Linked DNA regions of Mus musculus: region 2 is linked to region 1. A link is a loop called in an ENCODE intact Hi-C map of the cell type or tissue named here. Cell type or tissue: heart. All regions are shown on one strand. Each heading gives the region's core, and the rest is flanking DNA. Links, peaks and the distances in the headings are about the cores only. Region 1 has its middle 18 kb from the start of 4930500L23Rik. Region 2 holds the start of Adap1 (ArfGAP with dual PH domains 1).

Region 1 (15,184 bases), core at 3,710-11,709:
CAACAGAGCCTCATCTGTAAGTTAAGATCCAGAAAAGATTATCGAGAGAACTACTGCGAAATAGAACTATAGCAACAACACACTGTGGGAGAAGTTGTGGGAGTGTGCCTGCACCAGGACCAAGGCAACCCTTTGAAAAGAAAGCATTTAACTGGAGGCTTGCTTACAGTTCCAAAGGCTTCATCCATTAGCCTCGCGTCTGCACTGGGGCAGTGGCTGAGAGCTACAGCTACGTCTTAATCCCCAGGCTGCAGGAAGAGTGAGCACAGCCTGCTGCAGACTTCCAATATTTGGTGACACCTCCTAATCCTTCTAAAATAGCACCACTCCCTGATGACTAAGCCTTGGGATATGTGAGCCTATGAGGGCCATTCTTATTCAAGCCACAGAAGGATCTTACTGTGTAGTTCTGGCTGGCCCGGAGCTCTCTATGTACATTAGGACAACGCTGGACTCACAGAGATCTGCTTGTCTCTGCCTCCCGAATGCCGGGAGAAAAGGTGGGCTCCAGCCGCCTCATCCAGCATACATCTTATTGTTGACAGAAAGTGGTCCACAACAACGCTGGCCAGTATGTCCTTTTATATTTGTAACTGATATAGTGGGGGAGGAGAGAGGAGAGAGATGGCTCAGTGGGTAAAAGTGCTTACTGTGAAAGCCCAATAATTGGAGTTTGAGCCCCAGAACTTATAGTGGAGGGGAGAACACACTCCTGGGGTTGTCCTCTGAACATGTGAACTAACACATACACTCTCTCTCTCTCCTCTCTCTCTCCACACACACTCTCTTTCTCCTCTCTTTCTCTCTCTACACACACTCTCTCTCCTCTCTCTCTCCACACTCTCTCTCCACACACTCTCTCCACACACACACTCTCTCCTCTCTCTCTCCACACTCTCTCCACACATTCTTTCTCCCCCCCCTCCTCTTCCCCCCCACTCTCTCTCCTCTTCCCCCCCCCCATCTGCTTATACTCTACCTTATCTCACTTTACAGCATCTCTGTTCACTCTCTGCTCCTAGTTCTCTGTTGTGTGATAGACCTAAAGCCGACCTAACGCAGCTCAGGGAGGAACTGTTTTGTTTCTGCTTTCAGCTCTCAGTCCATCATCAAGGGAAGCCAGGGCAAGGAAATGAAGCAGAACCACGGAGGAGCACTGCTTGTTGGCATGCCCGCATGGCTTGCTCAGCCTACTTTATTACACAGCCCAGAACCATCTGCCCAGGGATGGCACTGCTCAAAGCAGGCTGGGCCCTCCCCCATCAATCATTAATCAAGACAATGTCCCACAGACTTGCCTACGGCCAAGCTGATAGAGACCATTTCTCAGTTGAGGATCCCTCTTCCAAGATGGTTCTAATTTGTGTAAAGTTGACAACAGAACTAACTAACACATTATACACACACACACACCACATATATACACATACATACATATATACATACACGTGCACATACATACATACATACATACACATAAGCACATACATAAACATACATATGAACATACACACACATATATATACACATTCATATATATTTGTGTATATGTGTGTATATTTATATTTATGTGTATATTCTAAGTGGCCTGGAATATTCTAAGTAGCCAAGCTTGATCTTGAGTTCTGATCCTCCTGTCTCCACCTCTGAAGGGCTGGGATTACAGTATGCATTACCATTCCCAGTTTATACAGTGCTGGAAACGGGAGGTCAGAGATGGTGGCTGCCAGGTCAGCAACCTAACCATTTGGGCCACATTTCAGTCCCACAATTTGCTCACTGACTTCTGGTCCCACTGTGATCAGAAGGTCTGAAGGATGGAAAGGCAGGAATGGGCCGGGGCATTGCTTAACTGGTTAGCGCCAGACCCAGAAACTCAAACCCAGACACCTTCCACGACTGAGCCGCTGTTCTTACGTGGCAAGGACTCTAACACTGAGTCACACCCTGGCCCCAGGCAGTGTGGCGTTTTCGTTTGGGGATTTTGTTTGTTTTGATATGAACAGGTTGCCCGGCACAGGGTAGGTCAGAGGACAACTGGACAGTTGGTTCTCTCTTTCTGCCATGTGGGAACTCGGTCATCTAGCCTGGCAGCAAGTGCCTCCATCCACTGAGCCATCCCACTGGCTCTGGAGTGTTGCCATCTGTTTTGTGGGGATTCTATTATTCATTTATTTTTATGCTCCTTGGTGTATTGCCTGCACGCATGTCTGTGTCCAGGTGTCAGAAGCCCTGGAACTGGAGGTACAGACTGCTGCGAGCTGCCATGTGTGTGCTGGGAATTAAACCTGGGTCCTCTGGAAGAGTGCTCTAACTGCTGAGCCATCTCTCCAGCCCCTTGTTTTATGTTTTGAGAACAGGATCTCATCCATGTAGCCCTGGTTGGCCTTGAACTTCTAATCATACTGATTCAACCACTTGAACTTGGGGATTATAGGGCTGTTACCACACCCTACTCAAAGGTATGTGTGTGTTTATCCTAGTATATATGTATATTAGTATATATGTATGTATTAGTGTGTGTATATGTGTTAGTCTCTCTGTGTGTATGTGTGTGTGTGTGTGTGTGTGTGTGTGTGTGTGTGTGTGTGTGTGTAAGCCAGAGGTCAACCACTGGTGTCCTCTTCTGTCATTCCCCACCTTAACTTCTGAGATAGGGTTACTCATAGGCCCGAGGCTCATACATTCACTCACCTAGCCTCCCGAGCCATCAGACCTCAAGTATCTGCCAGTCTCTGCCTCCCAAAGGCTGGGATGACAAGCTTGCACAACTTCATCTTTTTCCATTAAAAAAAAAATGGAATGTCACTCAGGTCTTCATGCTGTGTAGCAAACGTCATACTGATTGAGTCTTCTTCTACTTGGTCTCTCAATGTATCTTTAGAAGAAGTATTCTCTGCTCCTACAGGCCAGCATCCACTACTGCCCATCACAGCTGGGAAGAACCAGCCCTCCTCTGAGAATGGAGCAGGGTCCTGTGTGCAGGGCCATACCACTCTGCTTACCTTTGGTCACCCTGCCAATCATGCTCTGCCAGTGGGCCAAGCAAAGGCACTTCCTTCTGATGGGCATCCACTCCAGCATGAGAGGCCTCTGGGTCCAGCAGCTCCAGCTTATGCAGATGGTTCAACACTGGCCTAGTCCACAGATGGAGCTGGGGCAGCAGCTGTGACATCACCAGTCCTGGAGAGGGGGTGATGTACTGGCCCTGCACAGCATGTTCCTGCCCCATGGCGGGGGGGGGGGGTGCCACTCGCAAGTCAGCTGTGCCAGCTCTGGAGTCACCAGCATCACGGACAGGGTGGCAGCCTCTGACCACGTCATCTAATGTGATGGTTAATGTTGATTGTTAACTTGCCAGGGTCTAGAATCGCCTAGGGGACAAAATAAATGCTCCTTAATGGAATGTCATCAGCAGCCCCTACCTGGAACTCCAGCTGCCACCCTTTTCTGACCCCTACATGGAATTGGGTATTGAAGTATAAAGGAGATGAAAGGGTGACAGGGTGGAGACTCCAGGAAAACAGCTTTCATGACTTGCCCTCCACCTTAAGTGAGCTTTGAGTCTAGTGGAAGCCTTTGAGTGTAACCATGAAGGCCCAAGTTTGTATCCCCAGCTCCCATGATCAGGAGAGATGGCCCAGCAGTTAGGAACACTTGCTGCTCTTGCTGAGGACCTGTGTTTAATTTCCAGAAACCATATGGTGGCTTAGTTACCTGTAACTCCAGTTCCAGGGGATCCGATGCCATCTTCTGACCCCACAGGCGTCTGCCCAACTTTTAAAATATGGGTTCTTGGATTCTGTGAGTCCAAGGGATCCTCCCATCTCTGCCTCCCCAGCCCTGGGATTGAATCTGTGCTTTGCCAGCATCAAGCTTTTTGACATGGTTCTGGGGGATGGGACTCAGGTCCTCATGTTTGCTCCAAAAACTGAGTGGACTCCACGGCCCATTAACCTCATATCTTATGTATTGTTGGTTTCTTCCCAAAGAGAATGAGGTTCAGGGGCTCTGGAGATGGCTCGATAGTTAAAGCACTTGCCATGCAAACATGGGGACCCAATTCCAATCCTCAGGACCGGTAAAAATGTAGACTGGGCAGGTCTGTAATTCCAGCCTTCAAAGGCAAAAATGGGGAGTCCCCAGAGCTGGCTGGGTAGTGGGGCTAGCCACATGGGTGAGCTCTGGGGTTGACTGAGAGACTCTGCCTCAATGAATAAGGTGGAAAGGTGATGAAGGGTACTTTCTTCCCATCAACCTCAGCTACCACATGCATGTGCACCAACATACATTCATGTATACACACACACACACACACACACACACACACACACACACACAGGGAAAAGGAAAGAGAAGGAATCCAGAGGATAAAAACCTGCAGCTGAGTTGATCTCAGCACCTTGTCAGCAAGAGTCCCGCCTGGTCTCTTGGTCCAACCAGACTCTTAGACCGTCAACAATCAAATTGTCAGGGAAAGATTATAATTGCTTAATCGGGGAAGGACAAAGGGTAGAGATGAACTTCCCATCTGTCAATGGTAGCAGAAGCGAGGATTAAAAATTAGTTGGTGGCTTAGCTGATATTTTTAGAATTCCACCGGCGAGTGATGAGGATTCTAAAAGAGGGAAAGTGAGCCGAGCGCAGCATAATTCGGCAAAGATCACGGTTAGCTTAGCACCCTTTGTGAAGACACGATCGCAGGCAGAGTGGGAGGATTTATCTGGAAATTGCTTGGCAAGCAGAATCCGATCTGGGACAGGCAAGCCTAGATGGAGGCAGGAGAAACGCCGGTGAGCGGTGCTGACGAGCACCAAAGATACTGTGTTTAAGATGGACAGTGAGCAATGGCCATGCTCTGTTGGTCTATGTCTGTGAAGAACTAGGTAATGTGCCCAGTGGAGGCTTATTCTGAAGGCGAGGGGGGGGGTGGTAGGCTAGAAGAATAAAGACCACATTCCCAGCCGTGAGCATTTTGCTGGGCAGGGTGGCAGAAGCCAAAGCCAAGCAACCTGGAGGCTGAAGTACAGGCCTTGCAGAGACCCCATCACAAGCACAAGGCGAGGGGAGGGCCTGGAGATGTGCTACCATCAGTAGGGTGCTTGCCCAGCATGCCCAAAGCCCTGGGTTCCAGCCCCAGCACATCATAAACCAGGAGCAGTTGCACATGTCTATAACCCCAGCGCTCAATAGGTGCAGGCAGAGGATCCATGTTTGAGGCCAGCCTGGGCTAAGTGAGACCCACCTCAAAAACAACATACAGAGCTCCCCAAGTCAAAACAGCAGCAACAAATCCCAAAGCGGAAGGGAGATGCTTTGAAGGGGAGTCATTTACCTTGTGAGCCTAACAACCTATGTTCAATATTCTGATGCCGTGCTGCTGAAACAGCTGACCTGGGGGTCAATACCAGGGCTGATCCCTGGAGCTCAGTGTTCAGCTGGTGTAGCCAAATCAGTAAGCTGCAGGTTCAGTGAAAGTCTGTCTCAAAAAGGTTGGCCTTGCCTGAGAAGGGACACTGGAGGATGCCTCTGACCTCCGATATGCCAATGAACACATATGCATGGGCCCCTCCCAACACACATCCTCACATACACAATCACACACACACACTCACATATATAACCACACACACATACACAATCACACACACACACACACACACACACACACATATACAACCACACACACATACACAATCACACACACACATATACAACCACACACACATACACAATCACACACACACACACACACACACACACACACACACACACACTTACCAGCAGAAGACCACACCTTGTTAGCAGCCTATATAAAGGGCATGGAAGAAGGATGCTTGCTCTCTTTGCCTGCTTGCTTTTACTCTTGCCAGAAAGTCTATTCCTCTACTGGCACTACAGCCTGCGTCTTCAGGATTGAACTGAAGACCAAGGGAGGCATCCAGCCCCGTGAATTGAACAACTACTGGATTCTTAGGCTTTTCATTGGTAGAAAGCCATTGTTGGACTAGCTGGACCACAGCCCGTTATATATTATATTATATGTTATATATTACACGAGTGTGTGTGTGTGTGTGTGTGTGTGTGTGTGTGTGTGTGTGTATTCATTCTATAAGTTTTGTTCTCCTAGAGCAGTGATTCTCAACCTTCCTAATGCTGCGACCCTTGAATACAGTTCCTCATGTTGTGGTGACTCCGGCCATACAATTATTTTCATGGCTGTTTCCTAACTATAATCTTGCTGGTGTTATGAATCCCAGTGTAAATATCTGTGTTTTCTAATGGTCTTTGGTGACCCCCGTGAAAGGATGGCTCAACCCTCCCACGGGGGTCAAGACCCACAGTTCTAGAGAACCCGCTCAGAAGATTCCTGTTTATGCAACCCATGTATCAGTAACTTATGTCCCACTGAGTAATATTCCCATTTAGTGATACCACATTTTACTCATTCATTTATCTCTCTCTGGGTAAATCTTTGGATCATTTCTACTTTTTGACTAATATGAAAATACTTTTATAAATCAATAAGCATTTCTTATGTAGGGGGAGTTCAAATTTTGAGACAGAGTCTCACCATGCAGTCCAGGCTAGCTTTGAACTCAGCATCTCCCGTGTCAGCATCCAGAGTGCTGGGAATTGCAGGGCTTTGGGCCACCACAACCACTCAGTAGATATATTCTGAGAGAAGGCATTGATCAGAAGCTCTGCTGAGCTGGATCTCTGTCTTCTAATGGAGAATTTGCTTAAGGCAGGAAATCAGCCGCTTTCTACTGGGCATAATCCATATTGCCGGGCCAGGTGCAGAGCAAGCCCGAGGCTTCTGCAGACCAAAAGTTGTCCCATTCAGTCAGCCCAGTGTCTCCTGAATGAGAGACCCTGGCGGCCAGGAGACCAGAGGTGACCACACCACTGATTCAGAGATAGCCCCTACCAGCGTGGGTAATAGCACTGGCCTGTCATCCAAGCATTAAGGAAGTTGAGGCAGAAGGATTGCATATTTGAAGCTAGCCCGGACTGTATTCCAAGACCCTGTCTTAATACAAAATATGGTTTGGAGACATGGTTCGGTGGTTAAGAGCACTGGTAGCTCTTCCAGAGGACCCAGATCTGATTCCCAGCACCCTCATGGTGGCGCATAACTGTGTGTAACTCCAAATTCCAGGTGATCTGATTCCCTCTTCTGACCTCCACAGGCATGTACGTGGTACCCATACATGTAAGCAAAATACACACGCGCATTAAATTATTTTTTACTTAAAAAGCAAAATAAAAATCCCGAAACAGCTAGTGGGCTGTTGAAGCTAACCTTTTTGAATAAATTCTGAGGTATAAACTACTCATTTCCGGGAATTCAGCCCTGATTGTCTTTTTCTGTGATTAGTTCTTTCTGCTTCTATTCCCCCCCCCCCCCCCCCCCCCCCCGCGCAAAACCTGCAGATAAACAAACAGCGCAGTTCGCACCACGGTGCATCCAACCCATCTCGCGCCTGCCACCTAGTGGCTAGAGACTGGCAGGACACGGGCTCAGATAGATAGCCAGGAGTCAAGGAGGCAGGGCTGCTAATCTTGGGCGCCCAAAGCAAGGACTCACCTTCCTCTGCAGCGGCGGCTAGTCACAGAGTTACCTTCCACCAGGCTAGTCCAGAGCCCAGAGGGGGCTTTGCAAGGGCATGGAGGGCTCCCAACCGCAGGACAGTTGGTCATCAAAATGACTGCTGAGCTATTGATGACCCCTTCCCACTCCTACCTACTTCCCTACATCTCCCTTCCCTTCAGTTCCCATCATTTGAACTCTGTGCTCCATGTGTGCTAACCCCTCCCCTTGGGCTCAGCGTGTGTAGCACTGGCTACAGGTAGTTGCTGGATGGCTGTCCTGATATTGGAAGCCAGCACCAACCACTTAACAGTGTCTCCTGAGAACACAGTGCATGGGAGGCTGGTTGTAGGCTATCAGAGATGACACCTGTCCTACTCTGGTGAACTTGCATTCTAGCTGTGGAGAAGCAGATGATGCTGTCATCCTAAGGAGCCTTAATTCTCAGTGAACCCTTGTCCGCCTCAGTTTCCCTGTCAGGAACCTGAAATAATAAAACCCCTCCACACGGTGTTGTTTCTGGGCATCCCCTTGCACCACCACCCCCGTATGTGTGTGCACATTCCTAGAACCTATCCAAGGGACTTTACTATATCCAGGTCGGGTGGACTTGACCCAATCTCTGACACCCCTAACCCTAGTCCAGCAAACCTGCAGAAGAGGATGCCTTGTCAGGAGCCTGTCTGCAAAATGGGTGGAAGGGGCGAATCCCATCAAATTGGTAGAGCCTCAGTTTCAGATGAGAATAATTTGAACTAAGGGCTCTGCCTGGCAACATAGGTTTTTACCTCCAGCTATTTGCCAAGCTGTGGCAGGACTGGGATACAAAGTGACTTCAATGCCAGTCTGGGCAACTTATGGAAACACTGTCTCAAAAAGTAAAACAGGACTGGGAATGTGACTCATGAATTGAAAGTGTGTGCAGAATCCCCCAGTGAAGGGCTGGGGTGTGGCTCAGTGGTAGAGCATCTGCCTAGAATCCCCCAATGAGGGGTTGGGGGCGTGGCTCAGTGGTAGAGGCCCTGCCTAGAATCCCCCAATGAGGGGCTGGGGGCGTGGCTCATTTGATGAGCACTTTAGTAAAGGGGAGGTTGGGGTGTGGCTCGGTGATACATTGTTCTTCTAGCGTGCTCCAGAACCTGCAAGTGCTTCAGCACCGTTCCTGTCACAGCTCCCTCAGGTCTCTGTCCCTTGTACTTAAAAGTGTCTAAGGAAAACAATTTCATCAGGTACTCTTTACAGTTAGAGAAAGGGTAAGACCCAGTGTCCTGGGCATCTGCTTTTGTCCCCCGGCAGAGTGTTTTTCTGACACTTCACTTTAGCGACTGAATTCTTAAGTGAGAATCAACCTCCCAAATTAAGTCTCTAATTCCCAAGCAAGCCAAGCAGCTATTTTTCTTGCAAATCTTGCATGAACATAATTTAATAGAAGATACAAACTAATAAAATCAGCCCATATATTAGATCCTCTGCACAGTAAAGAAAACAGACGATCTAAGAGACAAATGGGCAGTGTTTCAGCCCAGGGAGAAAGAAAATAAAATAGAAATAAGATGTAAGTTCCATCCTGTGTGTAAATAACTTTAAAGAGAAATAATAAAGATGGCGTCCACCGCTTTTAATGTATTGGGAGATTATTTAATTGCAGGGTAATAAGAGGTGGTACTGCTTCGTGCAGACTTTACACTGGAGACTAACTTTGTTATTATTGTTGTTGCTGCCGTGCTTGGTGGTTTTACCTTGAGATCGGGCTTCCCTACATTTCCTAGACTGACCTTAAACTTCTTAGACCTTAAACTTCTAATCCTCTGCCTTCAGCCAGACTGCTGAGGCTACAGCCTGTGCCACCGTGCCTGGCTTCTAAGTCACCCCTCCTTCCTTCCTCTTTTCTCTTTTTCTTTTAGTGGAGTTAGAAATGGAGCCCATGCTGGGCGTGGTGGCACACTCCTTTAATCCCAGCACTTGGGAGGCAGAGGCAGGCGGATTTCTGAGTTCTAGGCCAACCTGGTCTACAAAGTGAGTTCCAGAGTTCCAGGACAGCCAGAGTTATACAGAGAAACCCTGTCTCGAAAAACCAAAAAAAAAAAAAAAAAAAAAAACAACCAAAAAAACAAAAAGAAAGAAAGAAAGAAAGAAAGAAAGAAAGAAAGAAAGAAAGAAAGAAAGAAAAGAAAGAAAGAAATGGAGCCCACAGCAGCTTACTCTGACACACTCTAAAGCCCAGTTTAGCCTCTGAGTCATGATCCCCCTGCCTCAGCCTCCTGAATAACTGGGAGGACCATCCTGTGTCACCACCACTGGCTTAGTTTCTTCTTTCTTTCTTTCTTTCTTTCTTTCTTTCTTTCTTTCTTTCTCTCTCTCTCTCTCTCTCTCTCTCTCTCTCTCTCTCTCCTCCCTCCCTCCTTCCCTCCCTCCCTCTCTCCCTCCTTTCTTTCTTTTTTCTTTCTTTCTTTCTTTCTTTCTTTCTTTCTTTCTGATTTTGATTTTTATACTGCAATTATTTATTTATTTTATTTGGTTTTTTTGGGGGGGAGGGTGAGGGGTAGGATCTCTCTGTGTAGACCAAGATAGCTTTGAACTCACAGAGATCCACCTGCCTCTTCCTCCTAAGTGCTTCGATTAAATGCATGTGCCACCATATCTGGCTATTTTTATTTATGTATTATTGTGTCTGTACATGTGTGTATGGTGTGTGGAGGGGATAAGAGGTAGCCTGTTGTATGTCTGAAGGCCAGAAGACAACTTTATGTGGGTCCAGAGGTTTGAACTCAGGTTGTCACGCTTGCTCATTGCATTATCTTCTGAGTTAATTCTTTAACCCTTTGGTGTTTTTTTGAAGCAGGGTCTCTGTGGTGGTTTGAATAAGAATGGCCCCACTGAGCTGAGCACAGTAGTGGATGACTTAATCTGAGCATTTAAGAGGGAGAGGCAGGCAGATCTCTCAGCTTGAGGCTAAACTGGTCTACAGAGATTGTTCTAAGATAGCCAGGGCTACACAGTAAAATCCTATCTTGAAAAACCAAAGATAGATAGATAGATAGATAGATAGATAGATAGATAGATAGATAGGTAGGTAGGTAGGTAGGTAGGTAGATAGATAGATAGATAGATAGATAGATAGATAGATAGATAGATAGATAGATAGATAGATAGATAGATAAATGGTACCCATATCTTTGAATGCTTGATCTTTAGGGAGTGGTGCTACTTGCCAGGGATCAAGGAAGTGTGGCCTTGTTGGAGGAAGTGTGTCACTGGCTGCAGGCTTTGAGGTATCAAATGCTCAAGCCAGATCCAGTGCCTCTCTCTTCCTGCTGATCCAGATGTGGAACTCTCAGCTCCTTCTCCAGCACCATGTCTGTCTGCATGCCACCATGCTTCCCACCATTATGACAATAGACTGAACCTCTGAAATTGTAAGCCAGCACCAATTCAATTTTTTATAAGAGTTGCCATGGTCATGGTCACAGCAATAGGAACCCTAAGACATCCTCAGTATACACCCCAGACTGGCCTGGGACTCAAGGTAAACTTTTATCATACTGGGTCACAGGCATGAGCCACCACCCCTAGCCTTCTTTTTCTTCCTTTCTTCCTTTTTCTTCCTCTCTTTCTTTCTTCCTCTTCCTCCTCCTCCTCTTCTCCTCCTCTTCTCCTCCTTCCTTTTTTCCTCCTTCTCCTCCTCTTCTTCTTTAAGACAGTGTTTCTCTGTGTAGCCTGGAAAGTCCTAGAACTCACTCTGTAGACCAGGCTGGCCTTGAACTCAGAGATCCTCCTGCCTCTGCCTCCTGAGTGCTGTGGTCAGACGCATGCATCACCATGGCCTACTACCTTCATTTACGAAAGACACGATATCAATCCCAGCACTTGGGAGGCAGAGTCAGGAGGATCTCTGTGTATTAGACTTCAACCTGATCTACAGAATAAGTTCCAGGCCAGCCAGGGCTACACTGTGACACCCTGTTTTGTTTTTTGTTTTTTTTTTTTAAAGACACAATACCAAATATAGTGTTGAATTTCTAAGATCCTAGAGATGAACATGGATTTATGTGTGAGTGTGCCGAAGATTCCAGAAAAACAGATTATTCGCCAGCTGAAAGTGGTTCTTTAAAACTCCTTCCTTTGCGGGCATCATGGTAAACACTTCAAATCTCAGCTCAGAGGAAGCAGAGGCAGGAGGATAGACAGTTTGAGTCAGCTTGGGCTACATAGTGAGCTCTAGATCAGCCTGGGTTGCATAGTGAGTTCAGATCCAGCCTGAGCTACAGAGTGATTTAGAAGCCAGCCTGGACTATACAGAGAGTTTCAACCCAGCTTAGTCTACAGAATGAGACCCTGCCTCAACAAATCAGAATAAATCAGTGAATAAAGTAAACCGCTGTCTTCTTCCAAAGTCCCGAGAGGCAGAATACTGTTTAGCAATAAGAAGGCACAGAGTTTTCATACACAGGTAAGATGAGTCTCGGGAGGGTTGCATGGAGTGGAAAGAAGCCAACCCCAAGAGACTCACACACCACAAGACCTTGCTTATGTAATGACCTTGCAATGAGAAAATTGCAGACACATGGGACAAGCTGGGGTTCAGGGACTATACAGCATGGTGGAGGGACAGCGAGGCCATGGCTGTATGCATAGGGGTCCTCGTGGTGATGGTACCCATGTCTAGCAGAGCTAGATGTACAGATATGAATGCAGACAAACATCCAGAACCAGCAAGCTGAGTAGGCTTGGAGCCATAGTAGAGAGCCTCTGGGGCTGACACATGGCTATGGTTCTCTGAGACATTGCTGTTCGAGACAGCTAGGAGCTCTCTCTACTGTTTGTTAGAATTGTGAATTTATCAATTCTCTACAACGAGTTTCATCTTAGTTATGAGACAGAGCCTTGCTATATAATAACCCAGGCTGGTCTCAAATTCTCAATCTCTTGCCTCAGCCTTCTGGACATTGGGGGAATGATCCACCTGTGCACCACGCTTGCCTGCTTCCATCTAGACTCTGACCTACATAGATCCACTAGGAGGCTTCGTGCAGGAGGAAAGTGACGTCTTGTTTTGAGTACAGTAGCTCAGGATGCCTTTCCTATCTGGACTGTTCAAGGCTGTATGATCCTGGTGTCTGTTTGTAGCCTCTGGTGGCAGACAAACTTGGTTTACAACATGGGACTCTGCCATGTCCCGGTTGCATGCTCTGGAAACTTCCAGCTCCTCCTTTGCCAAGATGGACCAGGGTCAGAACGGCTGCCTCTGAGGCTGCTGTCCAGCATCCAAGCTTGGTTGTGCTGAAGTCATTAAATACTAACTGGAAAGAGTGGTGGGTTTGGTCCTGGGGCGGCATTACTGAAGTCTGGGCTCTGGTTGCATCTGGCGTTCTTTCTGCTTCTGTCTCTGTCTCTCTCTCTCTGTCTCTGTCTGTCTGTCTGTCTGTCTGTCTGTCTCTCTCTCTCTGTTTCTGTCTCTCTCTCTCAGACATCCCAGCTGGGTGCCATAGGGTGGCACTGTTTCCTAGCCATAGGTCTTAGCCTCTCAGAGTGGCACCGGTGCCTCCTATGCCTGGGTGGTTGGGTGGGTATCTTCTACAACACTCGGAAAATGTTCGCTGGTCTTCAATGAAGACGCCCTGTTGCTATGGGTTTTTTTTAACCATCGATGAACTGGCTAGAGAAGCCTCTCGCCTGGTCAGTTTCTTGGATGCGTGTTTTGGAAACGGAGGACGGGTAAGTGAAAAGCCAAACTGAATCCCTAGTCTCCAGTGAGTCAGGCATCCCTGGCGGCCACTGCACCTGTCTGTGCAGAGGGTGATGGGCGTGGTCACGAGGCTGGGCGTGGCCCCAACTTCACAGAGGCAGTTAGCAGTCTTAGCACCCTGAGGTTCAGGCAAAATAGACCGTAGTTTATTAATTCATAGAGAGAGCAAATGAGCTTGAAAGGTGTTTTTTCGGGGGGGGGTGTCTTTTCTTTGTTACACACACTTCTAGAAAGAGATATAATCAGACTGTAGACCTTATTCTTTTTCTTTGTTCCTCCTCCTCCTCCTCCTCTGCTTCTCTCCACCCCACCCCCTCCTTTTCCAGGACTCTCCTCACAACCAGAGCCTCCCACTTGCTAGATAAGCCCTCTACCACTGACACCCCCCCCCCTCCGTCCTGTCCCATTAGGAAACTGTTTAGTATATCATTAAACTGGCGTTTGAGCCGGCCATAGTAGTGAACTCCCCGCAGTTGGGAGGCTGAGGGAAAAGGATAGAGAATTCCAGTCCAGCTGGTCTACCACAGAAATCCTGTCTCCAAAAAATTAATTAATTAATTAATTAATTAATTAAAAAAAGCCAGGCCGTGGTGGTGCATGCTTTTAGTCCCAGCACTTGAGAGGTAGAGGCAGGGAGAACTCGGTGCGTTAGAGACCAGCCTGGTCTACAAAGTGAGTTTCAGAACAGCCAGGGCTACACAATGAGAAAACTTATCTAAAACAAACAAAAATAAGGGGCCGGCAAAATGGCTCAGTGGGTATGAGCACTGACTGCTCTTCCGAAGGTCCTGAGTTCAAATCCCAGCGACCATATGGTGGCTCACAACCATCCATAATGAGATCTGACTCCCTCTTCTGGTGTGTCTGAAGACAGCTACAGTGTACTTACATATAATAATAATTTTTTAAAAATAAGTAAATAAATAAAAATTTTTAAACCACATAAACAAACAAAGTGATGAGTTGTGATGGTGTGTGCCTAGTCACCCAACAGTCAGGTGGCAGAAGCACACCAGAACTCTGTTGAGTTTGAACTTGAGCCCAGCCTGGTCTCAGCCTGTAGCAGTTCTGGCTTGCTACATAGTAAAAACCTGCGATGATGATGATGATGTCGACGATGTTGATGATGGTGTTTTTATCAATCAGTGGACTGAGGTGCTCAGTGGATAAAGTGCTTGGGGCATAAATATGGAGGCTCAGAATTCAGCTCTCCTGCAGCCCTGTGGTGGCAGCTGAGCATGGCAGCAGACACCTGTAATCTCAGAGCTGGTGACAGGGACAGGAGGATCCCTGGAGTTTGTTGGCCAGCCTGCCGAGTTACTGGATGAGCTCCAGTTTCAGAGCTAGACTCTGTCTTACTTTTCAGTCACAGTTCAAATTGCAACTCTTGACTGTGGTTAATTTACAGTTTGACTTTACAATTCTGGTTACTTAATTACTTTTACAATTTAAAACACCATGACCCTGGAAAAACCAAAAAAAAAAACCAAAAAAAAAAAAAAAAACCAACAAAACAAAAAACCACCATGACCAAGGCAACTTATAAGCAATAGCGTTAAATGGGGCTTACAGTTTTAGAGGGTGAGTTCCTAACCATCATGGCAGAGATCACCTCAGCAGCAAGGCAGTCATGGTGCTGGGGCAGTAGTTGAGAGCTTACATCCCAACCCACACACAGGTAGCAGGGAGAACTAACTGGAATTGACATGGTCTTTTGAAACCTCAAAGACCACCTCCAGTGATACAGCTCTTCCAACAAGGCCACACCTCCTAATCCTTCCCAAACAGTTCTATCTACTGTGGACCAAGTACTCAAATATCTTCTCTTTAAACCACCGCACCAT
Region 2 (15,184 bases), core at 4,640-12,639, 170 kb before region 1:
CCCTCCAGAGCTGCAGGTCAGGGCTCCTGAGAGTGCAGGTTTCACCAGCATCTAAGCAAGAACGAGTGATTCTAAAGTCGTCCAGGCCATCCAATGGCCAGATGCTTGCAGAGAGAACCTGCCACCTTCACGGACAGCTTGGGAGACGCACAACACACCCTCCCTCTCCTACAGCCTTTGGCAGGACAGGGATACCAATGGAGTCTTGAAAGAGAATGAGCTAAGCCCTGTCAGCACCCCACAATAGCTGAGGGTGAGTTATACACAGCCCTTGACAGGACAAAGACTCCAATGGAGTCTTCAGGAAAAGGGTCCTCCCTGTCAATAGCCCACTATACCTGGGGTGAGAAAATATCTGTGGTGGGTGATGGATGGACCCCAACGTCAAGATACAGACTGGGGTGAGGCTCACTGGGTGCTTTCCCACAGCCGGGTGAGACTGCTCAAGGCTGCCCTGGAGCCTTGATGGTCAGAGGTGACCTGGGCTTGCCATGATGTTCTGCTGTCTAAGAAGATGTCATTATTCCCCAAGGTACCCTTGATCCCCCTGGAGTGGTCAAGAACACCCATGAGCCAATCCAGAGGACCACATGGAACACACATGTCTCCCCACCTCAACAAGGCCACCACAAGACAGGAGACTCCAGAACAGCATCACAGAACACAGGAAGACCCAATTACCTACTAAGCACCGGGGGCCTGTGCGGACCTGCCATCGGAGTCACGAGGCAGGCGTTGTGGCTGAGCCCAGGAGCTAGGCAAAAATGGGAGGTTTGTATAGACAGTGCGTGTGGGCCCCGAGTGGGCATCAGGAAACCCAGGCAGCCTGTGGACACCCAAGTGAGTTCAAGCTGTTGAGGCCTCAGTTTCCCTGCTCATAAAATGGAAACAAGCCTCATACTTAATCTGCCTCGCAGGTGGGGGAGGGGGAGAAACAAGCTGTTATTATAAGGCAAGTCTGAAAATGGGCAGCTTGGCTTACAGCCAGCAAGGGCTGGGCCCCAAGAGGGCAGTAGCTGCGGCAGCCAGTGGCCTGGGACTGGCTAAAGGGCTGCTAGGACATTACATAGGTGAATGGTGTAGGGTGGTTCCTATTGAGCCTTCTGGAAGCCCCTTCTTCCTCCTGCTCAGGCCAGGAGGTCTAGGGAAAGTAAAAGCTGTTCTGGCTGGGTGGCCAAGGAATACGAGGTTAGGCCAGCTTCTCTCGTGGGGTTTGCTGCCCCCCCCCCACAAGTCAGGCTTGGAAGCTGGGCAACCCATCAGCCCTCCTTACAGGGGACTCCAGCATAGCCAGCTTTCCTAAACAAGTTGAAAGGCAGGTCTGAGAGAGGGAGGTGGGGAGAGTCCACTGAGCCAGGCCAGCTGGCAGCAGTACCACATAGCACCAGGGAGGCACCACCCCGCTGCACCACCGTCAGGGCCCTGCGGTGCCCCAAGAGACCAGGAAAGGGCTACTTCATCTTGCCTACTTCCCACTGAAGCTTGGTCAATGTCTCCTCCCAGGGACACCAGGGCCCCTGGGGTGGCATGCACTTACTATTGGCTAGCAGATTCTCAGCCTCAGGCTGGCACTCTTCAGCCCAGAGGCGGGGATGTGGGGGAGAGATGGGAAGGAGGTCCTATTTACAGACTGCAGGCTTTCCGCCTGCATCTCAGGGAGATAGAGTTAAGTCCCCAAGGAATTGATTCCTGGTATGTTCTGAGGGGTTCATGCTAGGGCCCCCTGATATCCCTGAAATGCCCTGTCCCCACCTGCATACCCAGATAGGATCGGCCTGGGAGGGCCAGCTCTCAGAGCCTGCCAGCTGGTCAGAGAACCCGGCCCTTTTTCCATAGCCAATCCTGAGCCCCTGTGTTCTGGCCCCTACAAATCCTTCCAAACCTGGAGCAACCAAGGGACAAAGTCTGGAAGATGTCTGACATATGCGTCTATGACTCCCACCTGTCCCCGACTGTCCTGATCCCAGAGAAGCTAGGTAGAGAGAGCCAAAGGCACATGGCCAGAATGTCCTCACAGGGCCACCCAAGGCTCTGCATCCTCCCCCAGCCTTGAGTCTGTACAAGACGGTGGCCCCAGGCAGGGATGCCATGACGTCATCTCCAGGTAGCTGGGAACCAGGTGGACCCCATACTCCCTGGCAGACACCCTGGGCTCACTGGCCGCTTTCCTTGCAAGCCAACCGCCCCTGCTGATTTCCTCTTTTTTTTTAATACCCCGAGACGCCAAGGTTTCGCAAGGCTGGGGAGGGGAGGCGGCTGCGGGTGACAGCGTGACACGCAGCCCGGCGGGGGAGGGGAGTCGGCGGCACAGGTCGCACGGAGCCCGCGAGGTGCCCTCCGGATGCTGCGCCTCACCACTGCCAGTCCCTGACGCCGGCAGGTGCACCCGGGCCGCGCCCCAACCCAGCCAGGACCCAGCGCGTGGCGCGTCCCCATCCCCCGCGCCCCCCACGCAGTCCTGTCCACCCGGCCGCACCCCGCGCCTCCGCCCGTCCCGCACCTACCCGGGGCTCCGCAGTCAGCGCAGCGCGTGTTCCCCGGCCGCGTCAGTAGCTCCAGCAGCGCCCGGCGCCGCTCCCCGGCCATGGCTGCGCGGCCACCGCGCCGTCCCGAGCACGCCCGCCCCGCTAGGGCCCCGCGCCGCGCGCCCGCCGCCCGCCTTGCGCCATCGCCACCGCTCAGCCCGCGCGCCGGCCCCGATCGTGTCGCCGCGCGGGGCCGCCCTGAGCGGAGCTGCGCGCGCGGGGACCGGGGAGTAACGCACGGCGCGCCCGGGACGGCGCGGCCCGCGGGCGGCCCCCAGCGGCGCGGACAGGGAGCGGCCTCTTGGAGAGCCCGGCCTCAACGGGTCCACCTGGGGCGGGGTCGCAGGGAACCCGCGCTGCGGAAGGATGGGCCACCCAACACGCAAGCGTGCCTGTTGGGTTGAAGCTGAGGTCGCGGGCAGCTCAGGCTAGCCCTACCTATGAATGACAAATTCCAGTACTAAAAGGATCGAAGGGCTCCACCCTCACACGTGTCCAAGTCTATAGTCTCATCTCCAAGAGATAGGACAAGAACTGGCCACACCCTTCCTGATCTCTGGCCCGCTCCCTCCCAGAGCCGGGTGTCTGCTTCTTTAACTGGCCCTAGCATTTCTTTTCAAATTCCATTTTCTCCATTATAAACGCAATAGTAGCCATTTAGAAGCCAATGGCCACACCCAACTGAGAAATGAAAGCCATCTCCAAAGCCTCCTGAGAGTCTACTCCTGCTAATATGTCACAGCCAGGGTGTTGGTTGCTCTATGATTTGGCCCCACAGTGTTCCCTGCCCCGCAAAGGCCCCTGGGTTAAGGGCACAGTCCCCACGGTGATGCTATAGTGTGGTCAGGGCTACTGGGAGGAAGTTAGGTTGTTGGGACCCTAGCCTCTTCGTTATGCTCTCTCTTGCTTCCTGGGGAGGAAGGGTCCGTTTTGTCCCACCACGTATGTCATGCTGCTTTACTGCACATTGTCTTTCTGAGTGTCTACTTTGATGTCATGAACGTTTGCAATCCTGGCCGACTCCACCTGGTGGCCCTCTGCTGAGGCTGTTGTCTTGCCAGGGGCATCTGTCCCTCCTGACCTGGCTGTCATGCCATTGCAGAACTTGTTTTGGGATCAGGAGACAGAACATGCAACCTGCCCCAATGCACATTTTGGAGGTCTTGAGGCCGGTGGCGCTGTAGGCTTGTTGTTTAACGGATCTAATGTTTTTCTCCTGAAGCCTACTGGAGCCTGGCTCCAGACCTGGCACACAGCAGGAGCTTGGAGAATGAAGCAAAATGCAGACTGCTGGGGGCTGGGGAAGTGGTTCAATGGATAGAGAGCTTACCCAGCATTCACCGAGCTGCGTATTGTGTCCTCGGCACCACAGAACCTAGGAGTACTGACGGATGCCTCTACTCTCAGTGCCCAGGAGGTCGAGGCAGGAGGATCCGCTGTTCAAGGCCATCCTCAGCTACACATCTAGTATGAGGAGAACAACCTGGACTATACGAGACCCAGTCTTTAAAAACAAACAAACAAACAAGCAACAAAAATACAGAATCAAGACAAAAATAGACTAATGGTAGTAGTTGTGTCCCAGGTCTCTAGTAATCCAGTCAGTCTCAGACTTGCAGCAATCCTGCCACCGTCTCTTGAGTGCTCAAATAACAAGCATGGAGTGCCACCTATGCTTTCTTATTCAACCCCCATTTTATAGTCAGGGAAACTGAGGCACACGTATGCATGACAGAACTAGAGTGACAGCAAACCCGAGAGACAAAGAGACACAGACCCCATCTCCCTAAAGAGAACAAATTGTCAGTGAGGAAGCTCCTTCCTGGGGCCAGACCGAGGCCTATCAAGGACAGCTCAAAGGCAGCAAGGCCTGAGCCTGCACCCTGCCGTCTCAGGCCTGTGTTGCTGCCAGCAAAGATGATTCACCCATCTGAGCTTTCCTCTTCTCTGCCCTTCCAGTCCTCTCCTCTGCTGTCCAGGTCTCGGCTGTAGACCCCAGCCCCAATACCCTAGCACTTCCCAGGCCTGGGTTGGGCATCTAACCAGAGGCCAGGCGTCTGCCTCCTCAGAGCATATGGCCACACTGGGTAGGAAGTGCCTCAGACGGCTGAGTGCCTCCTGCAGCACCCAGTGAGTGCAGGAACTTACACACAGTAGGTCTTCAAGCAGCTGCCACCAGAGGCTCAGAGGCTGGGAACTGAGCCCAGAGCTGTTGAAAGTCAGGATGGCCACTCCAGCCTAGTAGCTGGTCTCTAAGGACCAGTGACAGCCCCCTGCCTCCCCTCTCCACTGCCTGCTTGTGCTGTGAAACCCTGAGTAAGGAATTGTGCAAGGACCCAGAAGTCCCATCGTGCGACCCAGCCGTGCTGGCAGCTGTCCTTGCTCTGAGGAAGGCAGAGGCGAGCCCTGTCTCCCAACAGTTTCCTTTCTCATTATCACAAGCTGATGGTCCCCTGACAGGGTTTGTTTCTAAGGTCACAACGCAAGAACTGATATGGGCCATGAAGAAAGCTCGAGGGGGGGGGGGTGAAACATCTGCTTCTTGTTTGATTCATTGTGTGTGTGGTGTAAGCATGTATACATGTGCATTGTGTGTGCAGTGCACATGTATGTAGAGGCCAGAGGTTGATGTTGGGTAACTTCCTCTATCACTTCGTTCCTTATTTGGGGAGACAGGGTCTCTCACTGAACCCTGGAGCTGACCAGTTCAGCCAGGCTGGCTAGCCAGCTTGCCCCAGGGATGCTCTAGTTCTTCCTCCTCAGTGTTAGACTTATAGAGCCAAGGTTTCCATGAGTGTTGAGGATCCAAGTTCAGGTCTTCATGCTAGCACAACAGGAACTTTACTGACAGCCATCTTTCCAGCTTCTTGGCTTGACTTTTTTTTTTTTTTTAAGATTTATTTATTATTGTGTGTAAGTACACTGTAGCTGTCCTCAGACACACCAGACGATGGCGTCAGATCTCATTACAGGTGGTTGTGAGCCACCATGTGGTTGCTGGGATTTGAACTCAGGACCTTCAGAAGAACAGTCAGCGTTCTTAACCGCTGAGCCATCTCTCCAGCCCCGACTTTCTTTTTTAAGATGTAAAAATTTATATGAGTATAAGAGGGTCTTGTCTATATGTTTATATGTGTACCTCATGCACGCCTGGTGCTTGCACATACCAGAAGAGGGTGTCATATGCTCTGCAGCTAGAATTGCAGACAGCTATGAGCTCATATGGGAGCTGGAAACTGAAACTGGATCCCCTGCAGGAGAGCGGCTGAGGCATCTCTCCAGTCCCAGTGGCTTGGCTTCTTATTTGCTTGTTTGTTATTGATTGATTGATTGATTTTTCGAGACAGGTGTTCTCTGTGTAGCCCTGCCTTTCCTGGAGCTTGCTCTGAGACCAGGCTCAGGATGACCTCAAACTCTCAGCCTGAGTACTGGGATTAAAAGTATGTGCCCGTGGTGGCGCACGCCTTTAATTCCAGCACTTGGGAGGCAGAGGCAGGCAGATTTCTGAGTTTGAGGCCAGCCTGGTCTACAGAGTGAGTTCCAGGACAGCCAGGGCTACACAGTGAAACCCTGTCTTGAAAAAACAAACAAACAAAAAAGTGGGTTCCCCAGTCTGAGATGGGTACCCTAGTCTGGCTCAACCCTAGACTCCCAGATGTTGGAATGGTGGGGACCCTTTAACGCATCTGCTTTCCAGGTACCCTTGTTGGATATGAATGTTTAGTGTCATGGCTCAGGTGCTCCTGGGAGCTGTGACCTCCCTCAGCTACACATAATGGGACAGGAAGTCAGTATGATGACGGCTTTATCATCAATGTCCCACAAGAGACAGTAGTTACTGGATAGAGAGACTCTGTGGCCTACCCAGGGCGAAGGACAGTTGGATGGAACCCAAATCTCGGGCCAGGATAGAGAAACCGAGGTTTCTGAGGGAGATGAAGACAAGGCCAGGCTACTGAAAGACCCCACAGCAGACATCTGATTGTGGACATCTTCTCTGGTGGGGAGGGGCAAGAATCAGTAGTGAGAAGGCTGGCCATGAACCCTAGGGGAAGAGATAGCCCAAGAACTCAAATTCCCCAAGTCAGTGTGGAACCCCAGAACTGCAGAGCAACCCCACAGCAGTGCCTGGACCAGTTGTTGAATGCCACAAGATAAATTGCACCCTCCAAAAGAAATATTGGGGCACCTAACCCAGGTGCCTGCAGATGCGGCTGTGTTTGGAAACAGGGTCATCACAGGGGTGGAATCTGGCTGGAGGCCTCATTCAAAGGAGACATGTGGGCACAGATAGAGGTGGAAGGCCACTGGGGAAAGATGCACAAAGATCAGGGCTGTGTCTGCCAGCCAAGAATGGCCAAACTGCCAGTGACACTGGAGGAATGGCTGAAGAAGACTGCATGGACCAAGAAGAACTACCCTAGTGGCGTCTTGACAGCAGCCATGTAGTCTCCCCATTGGGGACCGAACAGCCAACTCCGGCTTGGCTTTCTTGCAGTTGCTCTTGCAGGTAGGACTGGGGCAGCAGGCTGCAGCCTCTGCCCTCAGTGTCCTGTTCTTTTGCCTCTTCTCACCCTGTCCTGAGACGCTTGTCTGGAGCTCTTGCCACAGGGACGGACATCCAGGTGGTACCTGCAAGCCAAGAGAGAGGAAGGCAAAAGAGTTGGGACTACCTGGGGGGATGGTAGCCCAGGTCTGGTGATGAACACCCCTGGCCAGAGGATGCCGAGATGTACTTCTGGAAGAGCTGGTCAGTTCGGGCGCTGCACACAGGTGTCTCATGGCTTAGGTAGCCTTGACCCACCTCCCAGGGGGCCTCCTCTGCCTCTGTTTTCCCTTCTCTTTGTCCAGATCAGTAGGCCCATACGCATGCCTAGTCTCTCCAGAAGTTAGCTCGGTACCTGCTGAAGGCCCAGCCTCTGCTGGAGACCTAGTGTTGATGTCTCCACCCTCCGAGGGTGGCATATACCACTGGAGCCGCACCCTTAGTCAACTGGGGCCTCAGGGCCTAAAGCCATGGGGTCCTGGAAGCAGTATGCTGAATGGATCTTGCTGTCCAATGCCCCAGGTACAACCCTGTATGCTTGGGAGCAGGATCCCCTATCCCTTGTAGTGAAGATTGCCCGCTCCCACTCCACCCCCCACCAGACTGATTCCCTCAGGAGTGGCCTTGCTGGGTCACAGTCATCATGACCAACAGGATTTGATTTTTTTTAAAAATCCCTTTCAATTAGCATACAGAATGATGTATTTTGTTTTAAACCTTGCTCTCATGTAGTCTAGGCTGGCCCAAAATGCATTTGGTTTTGCCTATTTACTCGTTTTGAGACATAGTTTCATTTATTTCAGCTAGCCTCTAACTGCCTTCACTCTTTCTCAGAGATGGGGCTGGGGCTGGGGCTGGGGCTGGGGCTGGGGCTGGGGCTGGGGCTGGGGCTGGGGCTGGGGCAGGAGAGCAGGGTTTGGAGATTTCCTCCCACAGAGGGTCGGATGCAGGTGATGGGAGACTGGAATGTGGGAGCAAGGGCTTTTAAAACATCCCTGTTTGAAGCTACTGCTCCCCCAAAGCATCTCTGGTAGCCAGCGCTGCATCAGCACAGCCCCACCCCACTCTGCTCCCACCCCGCCCCCACAGACAGCATTTTGTTCTCACAACAGAAACCGAAAAACCCAGTGGAAAGTTGATCTGCAGCGAGGAGTGTTTCCAAGGAGTCCTGCTCCAGGGAGCCTTAAAGGAGACAGCAAATGTTACTGAGAGCCTGGCACCGGCTGCCAGGTCATGATTCTCCCACAGCCAAGAGACCGGGCCAAGGGACCCCTGATTCCAGACAGGAGTGGTTCAAAGCACCTCACCTGGGACCAAGCTGGTTTAAGAGGGAGCACTTTGGAGTTATCCTGAAGGATAATAGATAGACACGGGTGGGGCAGAGGGCATGGCAGCCGTGAATGCTAGGGTTCACAGAATGGACTTGTGGGGAATTTAGAATTCTTCTTTCAAGCTTGGAATGTAGCCTAGTCAGTAGAGTGCTTGCCCAGCGTGCAAGAAGCCCAGGATATCACCCCAGCACACATACTTTGGGTATGGTGGAAGATCCCTGAAATCCCAGGACTGGAGAGATGAAGGCAGGAGGATCAGGAGTTCAAGGTCAGCCTCAGCAACATAGCACATAGCAAGTTTGGCCAGTCTGGACTATATGAAATTCTGTCTGTAGATAGATAAATGGGGAGAGAGAGAGAGAGAGAGAGAGAGAGGAGAGAGAGAGAGAGAGATGGGGGGCACGGTTTGCTTCATAGGGAGCAGCCACAAGAGTGACAGGTAGACAGAGGCAATGATTCATGGCCCTCAAAAAGACAAGGAATGAAGGGCCTTCTGGAGCTGTGTGCACATACCTGCTCTGGGATCACAGGCTCCTGACAAAATGCCAGAAGACCCTCCCCTTCTCCCGGCCCTGGCAGAAACTGCTCCTGAGCAGCAGATTTTAAGGTTTCATGCAAACTGGCTCCGTCTCAAGGAAAAGTTGAAGAAAGCTCAAGGCAGTGTCCTCCAAGTGACCCTCGCAAGGGCTGCAATGCCAACACTTGCCAGCAGGGGGAGATAAAACACAGCGTTTCCTTTCTCCAGGTGCCAGCACCGCTGTTGCGAAGGACAGTTTCCTTCTTCCTTGATATTAGTGGGGGATGGGAGGGGTTGGTAAGAGTAGAGACAGGTCCTCTCTATATTCCTGGCTATTCTGGAACTCATTATATAGACCAAGCTGGGCTCGAACTCAGTGAGCCACCTGCCTCTGTGATCACAGGTGCGTGGAACCACACCCTGTCCTCTCCTGCCACCCAATGCTTGAGGCTTGATTCCCAGGTTCGAACTCAGGACCTAGGGTCAGCTCCTGGGTCCAGATGCATTGCTGGCATGAAGCATCTCAGAGTCCTGCTGAGCCAGTTCCCACCAGGTGGTCTGAGCCAGGGTCTCTCCAATTCTTTAAATCTAACACCGAGCAAGACCGGAAGCTGTGCCCCTGCTGCAGAGTCCTCACAAAGGCTGTGTGTGAGACGGGACCATGAGACAGTGTCCTGCTGCCCTTGAGTCCTGGCTGAATACCTCTCGGGCCTGGCTGGCACTTGGGACAAAATCATGGTGACAATTTTGAGTGGGCTGATTGGACTTGAGGCGAGTTGGGTGGTAGCTGACCCTGTGCTGTGGGGTGCAGACTGGTTGGTGTCACCATGGCCAAACACTCTTGATACCTACATGGCTAATACTGCTACTGTGTCCTGGCCAGGCCTGGTGGATCCCAGGTTTCCTGTGCCCCCCACAGCCTCAGCTGGGGCCCTATTCCTGCCCACGGTGGGGCATGAGGTTTCCCTTCTGACCCTAGCCCTGGTCTCCAGTTGGCGAGCATGTGTGCCTGGCCCTCCACTCTTATCTCTGCTAGTGGCTCCACACTGCTCTCCAGACCAGGCTGGGCCCCAGCTCCTTTGTCCTTTGGACTGGGGTGGGGACAGGCTTCTCTCTGGTACAAAAGAAGGTGGTACAGGGCCCTCTGAGAGGAAGAACAAGGTGAGGCCCAACCAGATCAGGTTGCTAGTCAGAGGTGTGGTGAAAGGGGTCCCGTTCTAAAGAGCCCTGAGGGTGCAGTGGAGGCTGGAGGCGCCTTCAGGGCAAATGCTCAGGACAGGTTCCTCAGACCCAGATAGCAGAGGGAACACCAGGGAGACATTGTCCCATCCTCTGTCAGCACAGGGACATTGCCATCTGACTAGGTTACACATCCCACCTCAGGGCTGGCCTTGAGTACACAGCTCACACTATGGTGGCCAGGGGCCTGGAGCTCTATGGGACAGCAGGTGGGCGTCTCTTCTCTGAGTGGAGTCATGCTCTCTTAGCTTTATTCCCACCTTTTTCTCTGACCGGGTTCACGGATTTGTACGTGGTGGCTTTGTGTGGCCAAGTCCTGTGATGGCTGCTGACATCTTGGGTCTGCTGCTGCTTGCCGGCCCTGGGCTCCTCCAAAGACACACTCAGAACTCACCCATGGCAGGCAAGTGGTGCTTGGCCTCGTGTTGTTATTTTCTGCTATAGACTCTGTGGATCACAGGCTGTCATTAGAGGGCATGGGGGGGGGGGTCCCAACAAGCAGGGGTAGAACTGTCTGTGGAGGCCTTGTACTTAATGGTGCGTGGCTGCTCCGAGGTGACTGGCTGTGGTATGTGGGTCACCAGACAGTGGTAGGAAACAGGATCAGAATCCAGGATCCTGGAACACACGCAGGCCCTGAATCCCCCAACCCCCGGCCCAGCACGCTTCCTGGACTCCCAGCCTCCACCCTTCTGCAAAAAGGTGGCTTCTGAGGGCTCCTCGTCGCTCAGCCACGTCTCAGGGCACCGTGGGTACGATTTTATGATGTTTGATGTTTGTCTTCCCTGAAGAAATTAAGTGGAGGGTGACATTTGCCCAGGCTACCAGCAGGAGGAGGGACTTGGCGGAGGTTTCTGCCCCAGGCGCTCCACTTTATAACACTGGGCAAGCACAGAGCTGTGAAATTTGATTTCACTCCTCTAGGACAGAACAGGGGGTTGCGATTTCATTCCTAGTATTATGACAAAGCCACTTGTTCGGTGGCTTAATAGAAACTTCTTTAATGTCTTTGGCAATAATAACACACCCCCCCCCCCAAGTTCTCACCCATTGTGGGCATTCAGCTCAAACGATTACATTTGAGCACAAGATGCGCAGGTTCACACCTACCACAGATGGGGTTTGTCTGGACAGAGGCCCGAGGGGACTAAGAGCGAGCCGTGGGCAGGTCCAACCTTAGCCTCCCTGCCCAGGTGAAGGCTATACACATTTACCCAGGGAGCCTCTTCAAACCAAGACTTCCTCTGGCTGTATGTGTTAACATGCATGGGCTGTAATCCCCAGCATTCCAGAGGCAGAGGCAGGAAGGAGTTCAAGGCTAGTCTGGGCTGTGAGACTCCGTCTCAATTTTTAGAATTTTTTTTTTTTTCGAGACAGGGTTTCTCTGTGTAGCCCTGGCTGTCCTGGAACTCACTCTGTAGACCAGGCTGGCCTCGAACTCAGAAATCCACCTGCCTCTGCCTCCCGAGTGCTGGGATCAAAGGCGTGCGCCACTACGCCCGGCAGAATTTTTTTAACATTAAATATATATGTATATATGTATATGAGTACACTGTAGCTGTACAGATGGTTGTGAGCTTTCATGTGGTTGTTGGGAATTGAATTTTAGGACCTCTGCTCGATCAGGTTGACCCTGCTCGCTGTAGCTGACTTCAGATGCACCAGTAGAGGGCGGCAGATCTCATTACGGGTGGTTGTGAGTCACCATGTGGTTGCTGGGATTTGAACTTGGGACCTTCAGAAGAGCAGTCAGTGCTCTTACCCGCTGAGCCATCACTCCAGCCCCCAATTCTTAGAATCTAAGAGTTACTTTGCATCATCATCATCTTCCACACTAAACTTGGAAAGACACTGAGATTAGCATTCAGCTGTCCAAGGATACATACAATGCAATTCAAAACTGTTCTATATTTTGTGTGTGTGGCATATGGATGGGCATGGCCGGAAGAGGAGGTCAGGTGTCCTATCACTCCTCTCCATACTTCTTTGAGACAGGGTCTCTCCCTGAGTCTGGAGCTAGGCTAGCAGCTAGCAAGCCCTGGCGATCCTCCTGTCTCTGTCTCTCACAGTGTTGGAGACATGGCTGCATTTGTGGCCATTTCCGGCTTGCTATATAGGTGCTCTAAATTTTTCTTGGGTTCTCAAGTTTGCACACTGAGCCACCTCCTTAACCCTAAGTGTTCCTTTTAAAAAGAAAGGCAAGGAGGAGGAGGAAGAGGAAGAGAAAGAAGAAAAAGAAGGTGAAGAAAGAGGGCCAGTAGTAGTGGTGCACACCTTTAATCTCGCACTCAGGAGGCAGAGGCAAGTAGTTCTCTAGTTCTAAGCAAGCCAGGGCTGCATAGTGAGACCTTGTCTCAAAAAAAAAAAAAAATCAATCATCCAATCAATAATTAAAATAAAAGAAGAGAGGTCAGGGTGATAAATCAATGGCTAAAGTGCTCCCTACACAAGCACGAGAGTCCTAGTTCAATCGCCAGGACCTCCGTGATAAGGTAGGTAAGGTGGTGAACACTTGTAATCATAGACAGTGCAGAGGAGACTAAGGGAGGGGGAACACTCGGCTCACTGGGCAGCCACCTAATTTACTTAGTGACTTCCAGGCCAGCAAAACAAGGCAACAAAACAAAATGGTGGCTTGAATGAGCCCCGCAGAATGAGCCCCGGTATTGACCTCTGGCCTCTGAATGCACACGCATGCTCAAAGAACTGATGGGAGTGGTTCTCGCCAAAGCCACCATGATGTTAGAATGACACGATGTTCAGGGAGCCTTGTGGAAGCCCAGCATGCTCATACTGCACACCCCCACACACATGTGCACAGACCCATACTGCACCCCACACACGTGCACACACCCATACTGCACACCCACACACACATGTGCACACCCCCATACTGCACCACACACACACGTGCATATACCCATACTGCATACCCACACACATGTGCACACACCCATACTGCACCCCACAATGTGTACACACCCATACTGCACACCCCCACACATGCACACATCCATACTGCACATCCCCACACATGCACACACCCATACTGCACCCCATACACATGTGTATACACCCATACTGCACCCACCCATACTGCACAACCCATACTACACACACACACACACACACACACACACACACAGTGCAATGTACCACCAGGAGAAATAAATGGTTTGGTATCCACAGGGGATGAGAAATTACAACCAGCCTGTAATTTACAGAGGATATAAAAACACTACTCAACGCAGTGAGTTCCTTCAAGTAAGGATTTTATAGTTTCTATAAAAGTGATGCACACTTGTTATAAAATGTAATTGTGAAGATTCCAGGAAGGAACCATGTAGCCTCCAACTCCGGTCCCCAAAGCCATCAACATTGCTACCCTGTGTTCCTGGCATCTCGGTGGAGATGGGTGGACAGGGGAGCTCTCATGGATGGAGCCACTGTGATGCGCTAGAACGTTAAAACTCTGCCGCTCTTGACTGTTAAGTATGTTTGTCATTTGCTGACGAGATACACCAAAGGCTTGGAAAATAGCAGGACTCTGAATTTAATTCTGGCTTCCACTTGGGAGGTGGAAGCGGAGTTCAAGACCAGCCTTGGCTACAGAGTGAACCATCTCTCAGTAAGTCAAACACAACAAAATGGCTGACGAGATGGCTCAGTCGTCAGAGGGCTTGGCTGCTCCATCACTGCAATTATGACCAGTGCTGGGGTGACACCAGCGTCGGGTGATAAAAACCAAGGCGCAAATGTGAAATGTGGTACACACGAAACTGGTGTCGCCCCACACTGTACGTCTGAGCTGAGCGAGTGCGTACAAACAAGCAGACCCCCAGTGGGCACAACTGTGGGTCGGGCCAAGAAGCCTTTCTGTGTAACAGGGCACAGGGCTCTCAGGCACTCACGTCCAGTGGAGCAAGGGTAAACTCCCCGAGGGGATCAGCAGACCCTGTAGTGGTAGCCTTGCTACTTACTTACTACCTACTTACTTACTTACTTACTACCATAGCTGCTGCCTAAGACCAACAGGAATATGATGAGTCCTCCTCTCCTCCCTCTCCCCCCCACCCCCTTTCTGGTGCTGGCATTCTGCTGGTGTCTTTGGATCACCCGCCTCAGCATGAAGGCAGCCAGGGGTTTAAACAGCCCACAAGCGACTCTGAGGATGGCCTGGGCTCAGCCACAGCTCAGCCCTGCTTGGTGCTCACAGTACAGGGTCAGTGCTCAGCACCCAGGGGTGACACAGAGACATGGTGTTCCTCTAACAGGGTGCAAAAGTGAAAAAGGAAGATGCTAGCCCAGCTCCTAGTGCACAGCTGACCTGACCTGTGGAGGCACACACTGGGCTACTGAAAGGAAAAGCTAGGTTTAGAAACAGTTTGAGGTGACCAGAAAACAGTATGCAGCATAAACCCAAACTGCTGCTAGACTGGGACAGCGGAAGCTGAGCTGGGAGATCTACCCAGCCTGGTGAGCCGAGTTCAGTGCCTGAGACACTCACTCATGCAAGAACAGACTCCTTTAAGCTGTCCTCTGACCCACCTACAAATTACACACACACACACACACACACACACACACACACACACACACACACACACACAGAAACACAGTGCTACCATAAATAAATAAATAAATAAATAAATAAATAAATAAATAAAATGTCATTTAAAAAGCAAGAAATTGTGCTAGAGACATGGTTCAGGCAGTAGAGTACTTGCCTAGCCTGCAGGGAACCCTGGGTTCCACTCCCCAGTACCCCAGACACGGAGGCAGAAGGATCAAGAGTTTGAAGCCATCCTTGGCTACATAGGCAGTTTGAGACCCTGTCTCAAAACACTTAAAACAATTGGTCAAATATGTCAAAAGCCAAACAGTGTCTCACTTCCTACTTTGTATTCCAGCTTTGTTCACAGGAGAGAACACAGAGAAAGGGAAGCCAGCTGATATGAGTCTGTGAGCACAAAAGGCGGACATTTTCCTGTCGCTTGGTTTCATTGACAGGTTCCAGTGTGAGGAC

What was found. Hi-C counts contacts between places; a loop is a spot of excess contacts. Peaks named below come from ENCODE experiments on the same cell type or tissue, not always from the same donor. Only the 100,000 strongest peaks of a DNase experiment are listed, where the experiment ranks them.
Region 2: it touches region 1 in a loop (9-fold over the local background); 4 of 42 quality-filtered maps call a loop at or near these places.

What each region holds. Positions count from the first base shown.
Region 1 is chr5:139,497,768-139,512,951 of GRCm38, forward strand. No RefSeq gene overlaps it. Among named protein-coding and RNA genes, the nearest start is that of 4930500L23Rik, 18 kb to the right of the region's middle. In heart, for the core only: a CTCF peak has its summit at 7,517 (motif pointing left); a DNase peak (open chromatin) is centred at 7,504; H3K27me3 peaks cover 3,783 bases.
Region 2 is chr5:139,322,777-139,337,960 of GRCm38, forward strand. Adap1 (ArfGAP with dual PH domains 1) reads right to left here and starts at 2,688. Exons shown (of 11, transcript NM_172723.4): 1 at 2,505-2,688. The coding sequence starts at 2,586. It overlaps Cox19 (cytochrome c oxidase assembly protein 19), which reads right to left. Exons shown (of 3, transcript NM_197980.1): 3 at 15,046-15,184. In heart, for the core only: CTCF peaks have their summits at 9,107 (motif pointing right), 10,996 and 11,806 (motif pointing right); a DNase peak (open chromatin) is centred at 9,145; H3K27ac peaks cover 1,139 bases; H3K27me3 peaks cover 3,423 bases.